Regions from separate parts of the Homo sapiens genome. Here region 1 is linked to region 2. Evidence: chromatin loops called from intact Hi-C (ENCODE). Cell type or tissue: PC-3. All regions are shown on one strand. Each heading gives the region's core, and the rest is flanking DNA. Links, peaks and the distances in the headings are about the cores only.

What was found. Peaks named below come from ENCODE experiments on the same cell type or tissue, not always from the same donor. Only the 100,000 strongest peaks of a DNase experiment are listed, where the experiment ranks them.
Region 1: it touches region 2 in a loop (8-fold over the local background); 9 of 110 quality-filtered maps call a loop at or near these places.

The regions. Positions count from the first base shown.
Region 1 is chr2:65,263,739-65,266,551 of GRCh38, forward strand. It overlaps ACTR2 (actin related protein 2), which reads left to right. Exons shown (of 9, transcript NM_005722.4): 8 at 1,305-1,437. Among named protein-coding and RNA genes, the nearest start is that of ACTR2, 37 kb to the left of the region's middle. In PC-3, for the core only: a CTCF peak has its summit at 1,522 (motif pointing right); a DNase peak (open chromatin) is centred at 1,523.
Region 2 is chr2:65,366,548-65,369,360 of GRCh38, forward strand. The region is part of intron 1 of SPRED2 (sprouty related EVH1 domain containing 2); the gene reads right to left. Among named protein-coding and RNA genes, the nearest start is that of SPRED2, 65 kb to the right of the region's middle. In PC-3, for the core only: no CTCF peak of the experiment used is centred there; DNase peaks (open chromatin) are centred at 224 and 1,184; H3K4me3 peaks cover 1,192 bases; H3K27ac peaks cover 2,268 bases.

The DNA.
Region 1 (2,813 bases), core at 103-2,602, 100 kb before region 2:
GTATTTAAAAGTACATGCCAGCTGGGCGCGGTGGCTCACGCCTGTAATCCCAGCACTTTGGGAGGCTGAGGCCGGTGAATCACGAGGCCGGCGAATCACGAGGTCAGGAGTTCAAGACCAGTCTGGCCAAAATGGTGAAACCCCGTCTCTACTAAAAATACAAAAAATTAGCTGGGTGTGGTGACGGGTGCCTGTAATCCCAGCTACTCGGGAGGCTGAGGCAGGAGAATGGCGTGAACCTGGGAGGCGGAGGTTGCAGTGAGCCGAGATCGCACCACTGCTCTCCAGCCTGGGTGACAGAGTGAGACTCTGTATTAAAAAATAAAAAAAGAAAAGTACATGCCTGTTGCTGATTAGAGCTTCGACGTACCTAAAGTGCGGAGTCAGATTCAGTACCTTCTCCACAGAGTTTGCATTGCAAAGTGGAACAACTCAAATTTTGTTTTGTGTGTTCTGCATGTTGAAAATGTACATGTAAATGCTTGTGAGTACTTATCACATGAATCTGTATTTCAACTGCTTAGTTTATGCGACATTCACTGGGCTTGCTATGGCAATTAAATACAAAAGCAATGCTTTGTTAGAGTTGCAGTAGCTTTAGCCATTGAGAACCTGGAAGCCAGGTTGAAAAAGGCCAAAATGGGTGCAAATCAGCTCCCAAACTTTACTGTGAGAATTATTCCTCAGACCCTCGCTCAGATTCTGTTACTTTTACTACATATGCAGTCTTTTTAGATTGGATTTTCTGATCTCATAGATATCAGAATAGAGGGTACTGCTGTCAGTAGATAGCAGGGTACTGTATCAGAAAAGAGGGTACTGCTATAAGAAGCATACACATCAGTCTAGCCAAAAATAACAGCAGACAGCCTCTAAGCAAAGGAACAAAAAAGAAAACTACAAAAGATAAATGAAAAATTAAAAAGCAGGAATTCTGGATTAAAGTAGAATAGGGCTAATTATAGTAAACAACCACATCTTAGTGGCTTTAGGGAAGCATGTGATAAAATAGTTTGTAATGTAAATCTTGGTCATTATTAGAAGTCTCAGTTATATTCACAAAAAAGTGTATTATATACTTTTAGAAGTATTTTATTTTCATCAAAATTATGAAAAGATTTTATATGTAAAGAGGGGTCGTTACTTCACAGTAGTAATAACAGCAAATATTCAGCCCTGTGATTTACATGTGGAATTTTATTTAATTCTCCCAGCAACCCCGAGGCTGACATAAGTAACAGTAACCCTGAGATACCATTTTCCTAACCTAAAACTCCAAATGAATAACCATTGTGCCTTTCTAGATCTGAATTCTACAAACACATTGTGCTTTCTGGAGGGTCTACTATGTATCCTGGCCTGCCATCACGGTTGGAACGAGAACTTAAACAGCTTTACTTAGAACGAGTTTTGAAGGGTGATGTGGAAAAACTTTCTGTAAGTATTAGTAAATCAACTATTACTAACATTCTTTTAAAAGGCTATACAGTAGTTTGTGAATCTTGACAACCACCAGAGGGAGCAAGACGTCTTCCAAAACAAATTCCTACTGCAGTCAAGTGCATCCTGGAAATGATAGCAAGAAGGAAATAGTTCAAGATAAGCTCTGGTCACCTCTATAGAGTTGGTGGATGGAGGCAGTGAGGTCAGGGCCAAAAGTTCTGGTTCATCTGTAACAACCAGCACGGACTCTGAGGCACCTGTATATGCATGAGAAGAACCTGCTGTACTATAGGGAAATAAATGCCCCACTTGAGTTTTGTTCTTTTTTTAAACTTATTTTTTGGATATGCAATCAGCCTTCAGCACTTCTCTTGGGCTATCTCATATTTCTGACTTTATTTGTTGCATATGTTGTCTTCTCAGTCAGATTGAAAAACATCATGTCTCAAAATTTTTTGCATTCCGGTGACTGTCATAACTCTTGAAACAGACTTTAATTGGTTGTTGTTGGTATGTACAGTAGAAAGAAATTTTTAAACTAGAAATAGTTGATGTTTCTTTGGCATAGGTTTTTGTGTTTTTTCCACCAGACTCTGGACTATGTGAAGTATACAGTATGTGCTGTATACTTAACCAAGAGTTATCTAATCCTGAGTTAATCTCTGAGCTTTGTCTCACTGACTTTGATCAACTGTTTTAGATAATGAGATTATGTATTACAGAGTACTGTATGTTACATCTTTCATATATGACTCATTGTTGAAATTAAATTGAGTATGGGCTCACATACATTAAACAGATTAACAGACTGGAAAGGAGCCATACTGTCTAAGTACTTCACTTATTTTTCTGATTTTATTGAGTTTTACATATAATTTATAATTAATCTCAGGTGATCATTTATTCAGCAAACATTTCTTGAACTCCTGGGTGCCAGACATAGGTCTAGGTGCCGGGGACAAACAAAACAATGAAAACAGAATCCCTGCTTTTAGTCTAAATAATGTATTAGTGGTAATAAGTGATATGAAGAAAAGTAAGGTGAAGAGCTGGAAAATGTTAGTGGTTGGGGAGGTAGTGTGCTCCTTCATAAACTGTGATCAGGAAAGGCCTTTTGGATGAAGTGACTTTTGATCAGAGACCTAAGTTGAGCGTGAGAGGAGTGAGCCTTGTGACTGTCTGGGGGAAGAATCTTCCAGGCAGGAAAAATGCAAAAGCCCCAGGTTGGTGGGAGTGTGCCAGTGTGGCTGGAGCAGAGTGAGCAAGGGAGGGGGGCAGGTGGGATATGAGGTCAGAAGGGTAGCAGGAGGGCAGGTCTTGTTCAGCCATGGTAAAGGGTTTGGCTTGACTCCTGGTGAAATGGAAAGTCT
Region 2 (2,813 bases), core at 5-2,504:
AACAATGAAAAAATAAAGTTCATGTAAACAGTAAGCACGTACCTGCCAGGCGATGCCATTTCCTCTACATTGTGGAGCCCGAGTGCTGGGTATTAGCATTATTGCTACTATAAAGCTTCCGATAAAAATGGATCGTCTCTTGCTGACCTGAGAACCAGCTGGCTGCCTGAGAAGTGGTTTCCCCCATATATGATTCAGTCTCCTTGACAAATATACTGCATTGTACCGGATGAGTCATCCGAGGGTTAGTCCGCATTTTATAGGCCTGTTGTGTCATTACTCACATTCAACATCCTGCTTCTCAAAAGTGGAAACTGGAAGCCTGACAGCTGACAGATGCGTTTTCCAATTAAAATATTGTTTTAAAAATTCCTGTAAGTTATGATTACCAATCATTGATGAAAGGATGAAATGCCCAGGAAGCAAATGGCACAGTTCAATACCTGAGATTACATTCTGGAGAACCACAAGTGCAAATTCTTCACCTGCCCCCAGCCCCAAACCAAAGAATTTCGTCCAAAGTTGAGAGCAAGGATCCCTCTCTTTAAAGTTATCAGCTGAATTCGTGTAGGCATGGACTTGTTGATTCTTGTGCTGTGAGGTTACCCAGCTGCAGAAGCTATGTAAAAAGTATACATCAAAATTTTGGTCCTGGATTAATTTTATAGGTGGGATAGTGGCATTGTGTTTATAAAATGTCTACTTTTTTAGAGAGGCATGTTGAAGTATGTTAGGGGTAAAATGATATGATATCTGGGGTTTGTTGTGAATATTTTAGCAAAAAATAAATAAGGGACGGGGTAAAGAAATGTGGCAAAATCTTGATAAATGGTTGCATCTGTGTAGTGCGTATATGCAGGCTGACTGTATTTCTCTTTTTTGAAGTATCTTTGAAAATTTTCATAATAAAATGTTTTTAAAAATTAAAAAAAATTTTTTTTTCAGTCCCTGCAATCTAATTTATACCTAAACAAGGCACTTTTCTAGTTAGGTATAGAGCTACCACACATGTGAGTGTGGGAGCTGAACTTGAAGTTGTTTCTGCCTTCCAGCTGGGAGGTATGATACATGTATCCTGCGGCTGTTGTGAGTGTTGCATCAACCTCCTGAACAAACGCCTAGTGCCTTCTCCTCCCAGGGCGATCTGGTGATTGTTTCCTTATGCATTCTCTGAGGACACAAGCCCTGGCTTCATGGCTCAGTGTTAACGTTATGAAGGAGAGGTGACTATACCCAGCTTCCTTACAAGGTTTTGGAAATGCTCCATGAGAGGTTATGTAAGTCACATCCATAGTCTCTTAAACCAGCAGGCCCTTTGGTAATGTGGCACAGGGTTTGCTTGACTCACTTAATGTTCAAATTGGGTGTCTTAAACCATCTGGAGGAGGAAGAGCTTTGATTTAGTGGCTGACAAAAAAAAAATCCAGATATGGAAGCTCCAATGTATGTGAAATAAAACCACTGTTGAAACTGGCTGTCACTTTAAAAACTATCCATATTGATGCGCTGTGAAAACATGACAAGTCACCACAGGAAACAAAATAGAGGGGTCACTAAAGCCCAGAGCTCCTGCATGGCCCCCTTAGTCCTGAAACTTAAAAATGGAAGCATGTTTCAGGCTGAGGTTCACACCTCAGCAAACAGCTGACTCTAATTCTTAAAGGACCCTGTCTAATAGGACTTCAAACTGGCTCCAAATGGTTGGGACAGTCCCATCCAACATCAAATTACAACCTCACTAATCCAGACTGATTAGGATTGTGCATGGGCCTCAACTGAAGACTTCCTTGGCTTTGACAATTCTTTCCTCCTCACGAGGACTGCAGGCTGCAGCCTTATCAAAATGTTTCCTTGAAATTTTATAACTTTTCACACACTTGAAAAGCATAATTTACCTTAATGCAGCAGGTAGAAATGGGGGAAATTAATAAACTTGTAGTCTAATTTGAGTTTCTATAGTATTTTGGAGAAATAAGTTCACAGTTCATTGAAGAATTTTATAATTCAGATTTCAGTAATGAAAAATACAAAAATAATAGCAATAATAATGTGTGCACACATGCACAAACAATGAGAATAAGGCAAAGATAGTAAAATGGTAACAAATGGGGAAATGAGAATAGGGGAGTCCTTCATACTGTTCTTGCAACATTTCTGTAATTATGAACTGTTTCAAAATAAACTTAAACATTCACAAACACACAGGAATGAATATATATAACCCCTATTCCTAAAAAAATTAAAAAAGAGATTATTGGGTGCAGTGGCTCATGCCCGTAATCCCAACACTTTGGGAGGCTGAGGTGGGAGGACTGCTTGAGGCTGGAGACCAGCCTGGGCAACAAAGTGAGACCCTGTCTCTACAAAAAATACAAAAAGTAGCTGGGCATGGTGGTGCATGCCTGTGGTCCCAGCTACACAGAAAGCTGAGGCAGGAGGATAGCCTGAACCTGGGAGGCTGAAGCTGCAGTAAGCTATGTTTGCACCACCGCACTCCAGCCTGGGTGATGGAGCAAAAGACCATGTCTCAAAAAAAAATGATTTTTTAAGTATTTAATAATCACCACAGTTACTGTTGCTGACATGCCCACCCATTTGAAAAATATTGGACCATAAAGAAATTTACCAAAGTGTTAACACTGGGAAATGCCTCTGGGTTTGGGTTTCTCAAAGGATATTCCTTATAAACATTTTTATAAGGGGAGACACATACATACACATACACACACACACACATACACACACACATGCACACATTTTGGGAAAACATCATACTATATCCCTGAGAATATTGTTCAAGTTTTTCTAGGCTT